Linked DNA regions of Mus musculus: regions 2, 3 and 4 are each linked to region 1. Evidence: chromatin contacts called from ENCODE Hi-C or POLR2A ChIA-PET data. All regions are on one chromosome and are shown on one strand. The core of a region is the stretch at or near the end of the contact, and the rest is flanking DNA. Distances in the headings are between cores, read along the strand shown.

Region 1 (2,841 bases), core at 178-2,677:
TGAAAGATGGCAGGTTTTTATTTACTTACCTCCCTTATTGACTTGCTGAACAGGGTCTATTTGTCCTGGATAATAGGTCCCCAGGTCCCTGGGTCCAGGGCTTCTTAGTGGAACTCCTGGTGAGGTATTCTCTGAAAAGATCTTGTGCTGAGTCAGGCCACTGTAATCCTTGGAGCCTAAGAGCCTAGTTTACCTGCCCCTTGTGTTTTTTCCCAAAAGTCAACCTTCATATGAAACATTTGACCTAGATTTCTAGCCTTGAGGCCACAGGGGTTCAAGCTCTTGCCTGAGGGCAGCCCTTTTCCAGAACCTTCCCCTGTACATACGTGCTCCTTCCTTGACTGGTTCCAGGGGTCTGACTTTACACACACAAGAGGAAGGTGTAGGCAGCGTCTTTGTCCCACAGCTGGCCCAGGGTGGAGTCAGGAAAGCCTAGCACCTGAGCACCATACACCTTCCCCCCAACCCCCACCATGGCAGTGCTAGGTGCAGACCTAGACAGCAGTCCTTCCTCCCTGTGCCTCACTCCCCCAGTGGTTAGAGAGATGGTCCATTTTCCTTGCCTACCTCATGGAGCTGTAATGAGAAGTCATGGAGAAGCACTTTGTCCCTTTGAAGGATGACACCAAAGCCCCCCTGACAGGCAGTGCAGTGGTACGAACCGCAGAGTGTGTTTGCATCCGAAGCTCTGAGGCATCACCCTCAGAGCCTGCCAGTCTTAGAGGTCCCTGTCAAGCAACACCAGTTGCCATTGCTCATTGCTGTCAGTTGGGGGCCCTGCCTCTACCTTCAAGTTGGTTCCTGCCACCACCCTCTGAGTACGCAGCTCAGTATCACTGTAAAGGTACCAGTGCTGGGAGGTGGGGGTGGGGAGGCGTGGGGAGGCGGGAGGCTCAGCCCTGAAGCAATGGCTTGCCCTAGCCTTATCCTGCAAGCCTCACTTCTTCCTCTAGCCTCCATCTCAAATGAATTCCGCATAAAAACGTCCTGGCACTTCTCCCCAGGGCCAGGGTACTTGCTCCCTAAATCCCTGTGCCCTTCAGAGACTGCTCTGTCCTGGAAGGGGGCCAGCAGAAGCTGACAGCCTTGCGTGAGGATGACTCCGTTCGCTTCTGCAGACTGCCCAGCGCGCTGTGACTGATTTCTAGAGTGTGTATGTTGCTAGTTTTGTTTTTGTTTTTTTAATAAAAAGCAGGATTCATGTAAATAGCTTTTTTTGGGAGCAGATACTGATCTGTCCCATGCGACCATGTGGACGATTTCAAGGTGCTGAAGCGACACTAATAAACTGACGGCGCTCAGGCCGCCCACTGCTGTGATTTCTCTGAATGTGTTGGGGCCATGCGGCTTGAACGCTGGGGCGCACGCGTGGAGGGGGCGGAAGCGGCCGCGGAGGGCGGGGTCTGTAGGACGGAAGCTCCGTCCCTCTTCCCTAGAGCTCTGTCCTTGGATCCAGCTTTCTCAGGCTGGTGCTGAAGGTCCTAAGTCAGCCTCACCAGCCAGCTCTGTTTACCTGGACCCACATGAGCGTTCACAGGCCACACGACCCTCCACTCCCTGTGCAGACCCTTCTGAGCCTGGGCTCACCGGCTGATCCATTGTCAACCGGAGCTCATTAAGCCCCCCTCATCTGTCCCGGAGCCTACAGAGCCCTTCCCAGAGCCCTCTGGGCGAGCTCTGCATCCGCGTGGGAGCGGGTGACCCAACTCCCACATACCTTCACTGCTGCCCTTAACTGACTTCCACAGTTCATACCCACGGAGAGGGTGGGAAATGAGAGCTCAGGTTGGCGCTGAGCCTGGGCCTTGTGTGGTAGGGTTGTCCAAGACAGGAGGAGGCCTATTGAGGGTGGGATCCTAGGACTGAAGAGCTTGTCAGGACCGCAGAAGGAGCGCCCCCTGCGAGGAAAAGCAGACCAGGTGGTTCGGTGAGAGCAGAGAAGGCTAGGCTAGCATCTATTTCTAGGCTACTGCTGTCCCTGGGGGGATGCTGGTGCGGAGGATAATGGCCACAAGACCTGGGAGAGAAAGTCACAAGGGACCCCGCTACTCGGCAAGAGTAGTCACTAGGTAGAAGGCGGCCCCAGCAGGGCCTGCCATCATCTGCTTTAGGGATCTGCCGTGGCAGCAGGAACCCTGCTCAGTTCCCTTCCTGCACCTTGCCCCACAGCCCTAGTCGAGGGAACTGCAACCTGCTGTACTTAGAGATGGACAGCAGGCAACAGCGCCCCCAGAGGAAGACGCTACAGTGGCAGCTTGCTCAAGAGCAAAGACAACAGTCACCCCCACAGGGGCTTGCCGTGGCCTCCAGCCAGCCAGACACCAAGAGCAAGCCTCAGGACGACTTGCAGACCCAAGACTGGGTAAGCAGTTAGGAGAGTCTTCCGAGAACCCAGGCTTTTAGGTGGACTGGTTGGAAAGGGACACCGAGAATGGGCCTCTGGGACAAGAGGAAAGGACTGAATGGGACTGGAGGAAACATTTAGTTTTTAGGGCTTGCTTCTCCAACTACTCAGGCTAGGCTCGGAGGTAGACTTCCTCTGGTGGACACCAGGCAGAGAGAGGTCGCCTAAGGTCAGAAGGAGTGTGCCACACATACCCACATCAGCTCGTGCAGTGTCCCTGACCCCTGCTTTGAGGTCCCTCCAAAGGTGACAACTGTCCTGCAGGGCTGACCAGTAGCCCCTTCCGCTTTCATAAGGCAGGGCATTCTAGATGGTAAAGATGCTAACGTGTCATCTCTTGGGAGAGGCTTGCTTATGAATAGGCACAGATGTATGGATTTTATATTGGTGACATAATGGTGAAGAATCAGAGCTCTATGGTTGAAGGGACACCAGAC
Region 2 (2,841 bases), core at 153-2,652, 120 kb before region 1:
TCTCTTCACTAAAGTCAAGGTCTTCCAGGGGCTGGCCCAGGCTTGGCTCACTAGACTGGAAGGACTCCCAAGAAACCACCCTAGACCCAGTTCCAGCTACTGCCTAAAAGTCCATTGTCCACAGCTCCTGAGTTGGCCTTGGAAAAGGGAAAGAGAGAAAGAGGGAGTCCATTGGTTTTAGATTGGGACCCTGTCTGGTGTGCACACTTGAGCACCCAGAGCTCTACTGCTCTATGCTGAGAAGAGAGCAATTAGAACCCAGGCTATCCATCATGCAGGAAGCAATCTCCATGAGGTACCAAACAGTCTCCCTTTACTTAACTCCTGCTCTACACCTCTTAGAAGGGAGGCCAGAGAGAAATTCTGGGTCTAACAGGTATCCTAAGATGCACGTACCCCACTACTCCACTTCCTCACTAACACCATTGAGGCCCTGCTTCCCTGGTCTCTGGAGTTTCTTGTAGGGTACCTACCATCTAGAGGTATTACAGAGGCAAAGATATATCCAGCTAGATCCATGCCCATTCCATGTATTCTCTCACACTGTCAAGGTGTATCCATCCCCTGGTCCTAGACAGGTATCTGGGCAAAGGATGTGGCCAAACCTCAGTCTCCACCTTCTAACTATGTATAAAAGGAGTGCCCCAACCCCACCCCACACAGGGCTTGTTCCACTCCTGCTCAGTAGTGTACAGAGGACAAAGCACCTGATCAGAGAACCCAGGTCCAGGGCAGGCTGGACAGGCTTCTCAATGGGTACAATAGCTCAGGAGGGAACAGCTCCAAGTGGGAACAGTGCCTCACAGCCTTGCACGGCTGCAACTTCTCATTCTGTGGCCCAGTTCCCTCTAAAGACAGAAACACGCTCTGCCAAGCCTCACATGTCTAGGTTTACAGGAACCTTGCTGACTGCTACTGTATTGCCCCAGTGATCCTCAGTTTGCAGAGGATGGTGGCAACCATGAAGTACTAGGTTCCTCAGTTTAGGGGGCTGGCAAGACACTTGGATAGTGTACCATACATGTAGTGTCCCCTGCACCTCCCTCCTCCTGGCAGGAAGACAGAAGGCAGAGGAGGCTGGGAGATATAAGCTATCCTGTCTGCTCAGCACTCAAGTGTGCATACCACACAGAGTCTCAGTCTAGAATCCAGGATCCAATGGATTCCCTCATTTCCTAATTCCCTCTTCTAAGGTCCAGTGTGGTAAGGACTAGTTTTTCCCAGGAGGCTATCTGAGGCACTGCTCTGCACTCTGAGAAGACCCCAGGCAGGAGGATTCTGTTGTGATAACCCCAGTCAGAAAAAGCAGGCAGAGATGGACTAATTGCATGCACAGTGGGGTCATCCAGACCCAGTGCTCCTTGAGCTTCACACTAGTGCTGCTCATAGACACACACAAGGCTATGACCTCAGCTCAGAAGCATCCTGCCCATTTCACGGCTGCCCCCTACTGGGCCCTTCCTCCTCAACACCCGGCTCTCCCCAACCCAGGTCCCACATTTCAGGACACACACACACACACACACACACACACACACACACACACACACTTTGCTACTCACCTATCTCCTACGGACTGTCCTCACTCAGCACTGTCCACCTCCCTACACCCCTGTGTTCTAACTCTATCCGTGGTAGTGAGCAACTCATCTAACTACCTTACAAGAGCGCTCCAGCCTTCCCGGCCCTTGCTCCATTTTCCAGACCTTTCCTCCTGCTGGCTCCTGGGCAGACAAGGCACAGCTGGGGAGCAGGCCTCCTCCCACTTCTCCTCCCAGGGCACTTGGTTCTTTTTCCTGAGCTCCCACCTCCCACCCCTCACCCTGTACTCTCTCCATGCCACAGGCAAGTCCTGCTGTATAAAAACGTACAAACATACTAAAACTGTTCTCCCCTACCACAGTTGTGATCTCACTTCTGGGAAGGGCCTTTGAGCCTGGTTCCATATCCCCATACACAATCCCAAAGCATCGTGCAGTCTTTCCGTCACAATCACTTCCTACCTGTCTGACCATCCACTCATCTGCAGCCGCCACAACTCACCACCTCAGGCCTGGCCCCCACAACTCACCACCTCAGGCCTGGCCCCCACAACTCACCACCTCAGGCCTGGCCCCCACAACTCACCACCTCAGGCCTGGCCCCACAACTCACCACCTCAGGCCTGGCCCCCACAACTCACCACCTCAGGCCTGGCCCCCACAACTCACCACCTCAGGCCTGGCCCCCACAACTCACCACCTCAGGCCTGGCCCCCACAACTCACCACCTCAGGCCTGGCCCCCACAACTCACCACCTCAGGCCTGGCCCCACCTCCTGATCTGAAAGCCAAGTGGTCTGCATGCAAGGCTGCATCCAGGGAAGGGAGGCCGGAGTTAACTGCACCGAGGGCACTCTGTAGACCTTCTCGTGAAGAGGCCCAGGAGACAGCTTGCAGGCTTCTTGGCAGAGGGTTCTGTGCAGGAGGACTAAAGGTTCATTCTAACTGATGGGGCAGGGCCAGAACTCCACACAGACTGTGCTAGACATCAACAGGAAGCTGCACACAGGTGTACATGGCCTGCTGGTCTCACTTCCTGGGTGCTGCTGATAAACCTCACTAAGACGCTACTGGGTAGCCACAAGGACTCGTCCTAAGCAGGAGGCTGAGGCCTAAGATGCTCCGGGCAGTTCAAGACAATGAATGGACACCGGGAACGGTAGGAAGCATCCTGCCTGCAGGAAGCTGATGTGAAGTTAAAGGCACAGACCCCAGACTATGGTTGCCTAGTATAGAGAAATAACTGCCACATGTCTCTTGCTTAATACCTCTCTCCAGGATGGGAAGGACAGGGCAGAGA
Region 3 (2,841 bases), core at 216-2,715, 74 kb before region 1:
GACTCACACAGGGGGGCAGACAATGACCTCTGCGGAAGGAACAATGGTAACTCCATGTAAAAAAAAAAAAAGGAATCCTTTCAGCAAACTATGTGTGGAAAATGGTACCTCCGCAGACAAGAAAGGAGCCTCAGCCCGCACATCCCACTTTCCACAAGGCTTAACTCAAAAAATGTGGACTAGGCTTCCACTGACATAGGGATTTGGGAACTGTTTAGTGTGCCAGAGTCCCTGGGCTAGATCCCCAGTCTACAGAAAATAAAAACAAAACTGCGTAAAAGTGTAAACAATAACTTTTAGAAGACAAACGCGGTGACTCAAAGACATCTTAGATTCGTGACAAAGGAAACTCTCAAGAAAGAAAAGGCGACAAATTGGAATGCTTCAAAATGTAAAACCTTTGGTCAAAATAGTAACATTTGCCTCAAGAATCAGATATACAAAGAAAGACTTGGAAGTATAACTCACCTAGAGACTCGACATTCAACGGTTAGGAAACAAACCCTTATTTTAAAAAGATAAGGACTCAGGCGACTGGGCAGAGAATTGAGGCTGGGCACATCTTCTTCATAGCCCTTAGGGCAATGACACCTGTTAGAGTGGCCAACCGGATAAACGGAACCTGCGAGCCTGAAAGCCGTGCCTGTCAGATTTCGGGACCCAGCCCGACGACCTCCGTTGGACCGGACCGCGACGCTTGGACCGGGCAGATCGCGGAGTTTACATCGGCGTACGGGACTCGGAGGGGACCTGGCTGCAGATTCCCGGCCCGGCCCTGCCTCAGTTTCCCTGTCCGACTGCCCACGGTCTGTCACAGGACGACCTACTTCAGTTTCCCCGCCAGCCTCGACTCCTCCCTCGGACCTCGCACACGCAGCCCTGCCCGGCCCCCTCGCCCGAGCTGCAGAACTCACCGTCCAGCGACACGAACTGGCCGACCGCCGACGAGCCGCCGCCGCTGTTCTCCACGAACTGCACCTCGGACACGATGATGTTGTCCTCGAGCACCGAGCCGCAGCCCGTGCACACCGCATCGCCGCGCGCCGCATCCAACTCGATGTCCGTGCCGCCGCAGCCGCGGCAGACGCGGCCCGTCATGGTGGAGCCGCGGGGCCCCACCGGCCCCCCAGCCGCTCAGCAGTCCGCTCTCCGCCCGCGGCCCTCAGCCCGCAAGGCCCGTCGCGCCGCCTCCGTCTGCGCCGCACTCTCGCGAGGCCGCCGGCGCCACGCCTGCCGATTCGTCGCGGCAGATTCGCCCAGCGCGTGCGGGCCGCGCTGCCTGCAACGGCCGCGCCCGCGGGACCGATAAAGGAACTCAAGAATCGTTGGGACGCTGGGACCGAACCGCCGACCTTCCGGGCGGCCGGAAGCAAAGCTCCAAACCTGGAACCCGGAGGCCTCGCGGGCCAAAAGCCAACAACGGGGCGGGACTGGAGGGCGGGCGAGAAGGGCGGGGCGGGGCGGGGCGGGGCGAGGAGCGCAGCCCGGGACCCGACTCGGGCCGTGGGAGGAGCCTAGGAGGAAATGCGGGCTGAGGGAGGAGCCTGGGACAGGGGCGAGGCTTAAAGTGACGGGGCCCGGAGTAGGCCGGTGGGTGGAGCTGGGACGAGTATGGGAGGAGCCTGTAGATGGCGCCGAGGCCACGAAGCTTTCGGTATGCGGAGCCGAAGGAGAGCCGATTGTCTGAGAGAGGAAATCTGGAAACAAAGTAGTGGGATGGGTTTGTGGGCGGTAACTTGTGTGCGGCCAAGGCCCGGCCCGTGGAGCCTGCACTGATTGGCACAATAGGCTTTGGGAGCGTCCTGGGCTGGATGTAGTGGGAGTAACTTGGGGAGTCAGCAAGCCCTAGAGGGCAGGATCAAGGACTGCCGGCGGGGCAGCGTTTAAGAGGGACCTGGAATGTTCTCCCAGACTCTGCTGCAGACACCTCATCCCCCATCCCTCAGTCCCAGGGTGAACAGTCTCTGGGACCACAGTTGGTCACCTCAACGCTGAGTTCTCAGCAGGACTTCCTATTTCCTGGCAGTAACGGGTCTGGGTAGTAGGGTAGTGAGCTCTGGGTAAAGTAGAGCATACACAGAACCCTCTGCATCCGCAGGCGCTGCTCACAATCTCAGCCATACCTGTCAGTCCTTGGGAAGTTTAGCAAATCTTGTGCACTACTACAGGTAAGAAACTCCAAAATTAGACTGCAGGATGCCACAGGAGCTCAAACTAAGAGGGAAGCATTGTAAATATGCAGACTTCTGATCAGCTTGCAAAACCAGCGTTATCAACACAATTTAGAAGAAGAACAAGAACAACAACTTGGAAAAAGCCGATTGTGTTGGTGCACACCTTTAGTCCCAGCACTCCAGAGGTAGGGGCAGGTGAATCTCTGTGAATTAGAGGCCAGCCAGGACTCTGTTTTATACATAGAGTAACCCTGTCACAAACAAACAAACAGAACTTGGGAGGGATCTCCTCAAAACATAGCAAAGGAAGGGTTGGTGAGATTGCTCGTCAAGTAAATGCCAAGCAAATCTGTCTGCCTTGCTTGAGTTCAATCCCAAGAACTCTGGTAAAGGCGGACTGAGAGAATTTACTCCACAAAATTCTCTTTTGACCTCCACACATGTACCCTCTCACCATCATGTGCACAATACATATTAAAGTCAAATGGCAAATGAAGGAATTGAAGGATTTGGAGTGCTGCACAGTTCCTGTGCTCTCGAGTCACCCCAAGGGATCCCAAATCAACATGTCATTGAATGCCTCAAAAGGTCCAGGACAGCCAATGGTATGTCCGGAAAAAAAACAAAAACAAAGCAATACTCCAGAAACCCAGAGTGAAGCACTCAC
Region 4 (2,841 bases), core at 106-2,605, 78 kb after region 1:
AGGTTAGGGTCCCTAGGAGGAAGGTAGTGTTCCAGAGGGGCTGCGTTTGCAACTGTGGGTAGTCCCTGACCCATGGTGCAACACTAATCCCATCTGAGAGTTCTGACTCCCTACCCCAGCAGTGGCCAGGGAGATGGAAATACCCCTGACTGATCCTTGCCCAGAGCTAGGTCTGGAGACAGATAAATGGGTGGGTGTGGACAGGAGTGTCAGTCAGGGCTGAACAGTGAGAACTTAATGTCCGGCTATCAGCAACTGCATCGTCAGCTTGCTAGGCAACGATCAGAGAGCCCCAACCCCTAACCCCCACTAAGCCTACAAACTACTCTGAAGCTCAGGCCAGTAGAAACCTCCCAGCCCTCCATATTTACTGTAGGCTTAGTCTGTTCTCTACCTGGTACCAACCACGGCTCAGCCTCCTCCTTAGCTGGGCAGTGGACTTGGACCGCTGAGCTCTGGGCACTTCTCCCAGAGATAAGGACTACTCATCAATTGTGCCTCGAGGCACCAGGGAAACAGCCTGGGCATGGCCTCACCCGAATTCCTTGTCTTGACCTCTAGTCTCCAACCTCAGGTTGTTAGGTCCTCAAGCTTAGAGTCTGTAGTTCCTGTGGCAGGATGGGCTTTTCTGGATGGGAGTCCCCTCTTCTGAGTTCCCCGGTGAAGTTGTGGCTGCAGTCCAGTCAGCTGCCAAAGGTCAGGGTGTTCACATGCGGCTAGCCAGAGTGGACCTCCTGGCGTCTGCGTGGGTTAGATCTGGGAAAGGCTGGAAGGAGTTGGGCTACAAGGCTGAGACTCTGAATGTCCTCAACTCTTTCCGAAGAAGCATCAAAATATGTGCAGAATCCTTGAATGCTAATTTGTGTCTCTCTGCGCTTTATTTGTGTGTGTGTTCACATGCGCACGTGTGTTTTGAAACAGGGTCTCACCCTAGAGACCAGATTGGCCTCACCAGTTTTAGTAGGACAAGCAAACACACCACGTCCCACTTTATCTGCACTTTAGAAGTTTCCTGTGCTTACCCGGTCTCCAGCTAGCCGTTGCAGGTGCAAAAAACGCTAGGCTAGACAGAGCTCTTGGTCCTTCGAGGGGAGGACTCAACGACCCCTATTCAAGACCGGAGACTTGCCCTGCCCCAGGCAGGGGGCGGGGCCTGGGTCCGCAGGAGCCGCTGGGCTTAGAGGGTCCCGGGAAGACTCCGCACCCCTGCATGGCCCTTGGCCAGTTTATCTTGCCGGAGGCGAGTATGAACCAGATGACCATTCTTGGCCAGTCGGCCTGGATCAGCGTTCCCAGGGGTCCAAGTCCCGGACTGAGGGGGTGGGGCGGGGGCGGGGCCTTAAAGGGCAGGGCCACGGGGTCCCTGAAAAGCGCGGACCAGGCGGGCGCCACCCAGTCCAGAGCCTGCAACCTACTTCCTTCTAGCTGCAGCCACTTGTGCAGGACCAGGTACCGCCATGCCGAAGTGCCCCAAGTGCGACAAGGAGGTGTATTTCGGTGAGCACGCTTGGGTATCCCAACCTCTCTCCACATGCCCGCGGGCGTACTGCAGGCGGTACGCGGAAGCGTGGTCCAGAGGCGGACAATATTGGGCTGTTCAGGTGGACCTGGCTGTCTAGAGTCCAGGGCATCGCCTGGGATAGAACCCATAGATCTTGCCCGCGGCTTGAGGGTGGGACAATTTGGTGTTAAACAGAACCGACATCTGTGCCTACTCGCTCTTATGTTTCTGGGTCGGTCTTCTGGCTTCCTTGTCTCTGGGTCTCCAGGTCTCTGTGACTCCCATGCTTGTGGGTCTCCCCTTCTCTGTGACCCTGGCCTCTGGATCCTGCTGTCTCTCCCGCCTTCTGTCTGTGCGCCTTGGGCGGGGTCCCTGCTGGATAGGAAGGAACGCGGGACTAGGGTGGCCCCTCCCAATGCTAAGTAGAAACAGACGCCCAAAACCACGTCCGGGGGGTTCGATCTCGGGTGCTCGTTTTCTTGCTGTTTGCGCGCCCTAGGGCTTCTATGAGATAGTGCGTGACTAAGAGGTCCCCTTGCCCCTGCTGAGGAGAAGGGTGTGCCCAGGTTTAGTGCAGAGGTCAGAGGACTTTAACTGGGTTTACCTAACCTTAGATCCTCCAGACTTGTTCTCCTCCACTCTCAAGTCTGAAGGCCTCCTCCTCTCCAGCTCTACAAGCCCTCGGGGGTCATATCCCTATGGTGACACTTAAAAGTGTCCCACCAATGAGCCGGGATGGGTGGGTGGCCAGGTAGCCCACGCCTTTAGTCCCAGTGCTTTAGTCCGGGGAGGCAGAGACAGGAGCATCTCTGTGAGTTCAAGATCAGCCTGATCTACGGAGTGAGTTCCAGGACAGCCAGGGCTACACAGGAAAACCCTGTCTCAAAACAAAAACAAAAAACAACCTAAAAGAAAATATCCCACCAAAAAGGTGACCCTTCTGGTTTGTGAGGTGGGATTGGCTTGAGAGCACCATAGTTGCCCCTAACCCTCTCTGGAGCACAGTGGTCTCTGGGGACACAGGGTGGGCTGCCACATTGAAAGAATGAAGTGTGGGTGTCTGTGCAGCTGAAGAGGGGTTGCAGGGACTCCAGTGTCTCACAGTGGATCTGTGCTTCTGCAGCTGAGCGAGTGACTTCACTAGGCAAGGACTGGCATCGTCCCTGCCTGAAGTGTGAGAAATGTGGAAAGACACTGACCTCTGGGGGTCATGCTGAGGTAAGGGGCCGTTAGGGGGCAGAGGGAGGAGCTATAGGAGTTGGGGTGAAGGTAAACCCTACTGTTCTTTTCCTTGTAGCATGAAGGCAAGCCCTACTGCAATCATCCCTGCTACTCCGCCA

What was found. Hi-C counts contacts between places; a loop is a spot of excess contacts on that map. ChIA-PET counts read pairs that join two places held with the same protein, here RNA polymerase II (POLR2A).
Region 2: a loop to region 1 is called in a map of heart, with 7 times the contacts of the local background. The contact joins the enhancer-like site here to the promoter of Tex22 in region 1. A Hi-C loop is called at or near these places in 7 of 37 maps with a recorded cell type or tissue (gastrocnemius, heart and left cerebral cortex).
Region 3: a loop to region 1 is called in a map of left cerebral cortex, with 4 times the contacts of the local background. The contact joins the promoter of 9230104M06Rik here to the promoter of Tex22 in region 1. A Hi-C loop is called at or near these places in 14 of 37 maps with a recorded cell type or tissue (CH12.LX, adrenal gland, gastrocnemius and 4 more). POLR2A ChIA-PET finds 5 or more read pairs at or near these places in 3 of 5 experiments (Patski and embryonic stem cell).
Region 4: a map of heart shows a loop between it and region 1 (5-fold over the local background). The contact joins the promoter of Crip1 here to the promoter of Tex22 in region 1. A Hi-C loop is called at or near these places in 1 of 37 maps with a recorded cell type or tissue (heart). POLR2A ChIA-PET finds 5 or more read pairs at or near these places in 3 of 5 experiments (Patski and embryonic stem cell).

Annotation. Positions count from the first base shown.
Region 1 is chr12:113,073,075-113,075,915 of GRCm38, forward strand. Tex22 (testis expressed gene 22) reads left to right here and starts at 1,428. Exons shown (of 3, transcript NM_001361919.1): 1 at 1,428-1,785; 2 at 2,170-2,362. The coding sequence starts at 2,207. Pacs2 (phosphofurin acidic cluster sorting protein 2) reads left to right here. Exons shown (of 24, transcript NM_001081170.1): 24 at 1-1,327.
Region 2 is chr12:112,957,053-112,959,893 of GRCm38, forward strand. Brf1 (BRF1, RNA polymerase III transcription initiation factor 90 kDa subunit) reads right to left here. Exons shown (of 18, transcript NM_028193.3): 18 at 2,810-2,841. Among named protein-coding and RNA genes, the nearest start is that of Gm26583, 4.2 kb to the left of the region's middle. Within about 2 kb of position 1,403, at least 1 of the 3 ENCODE cell types and tissues checked has a DNase peak (open chromatin) inside an H3K27ac peak, as active enhancers do; it is heart, where a contact is called at or near this core.
Region 3 is chr12:112,999,259-113,002,099 of GRCm38, forward strand. It overlaps 9230104M06Rik (a long non-coding RNA gene), which reads left to right and starts at 1,466. Exons shown (of 3, transcript XR_001780729.2): 1 at 1,466-1,654; 2 at 2,099-2,168. Brf1 (BRF1, RNA polymerase III transcription initiation factor 90 kDa subunit) reads right to left here and starts at 1,363. Exons shown (of 18, transcript NM_028193.3): 1 at 915-1,363. The coding sequence starts at 1,098.
Region 4 is chr12:113,150,657-113,153,497 of GRCm38, forward strand. It overlaps Crip1 (cysteine-rich protein 1 (intestinal)), which reads left to right and starts at 1,356. Exons shown (of 5, transcript NM_007763.3): 1 at 1,356-1,497; 2 at 2,625-2,719; 3 at 2,799-2,841. The coding sequence starts at 1,458.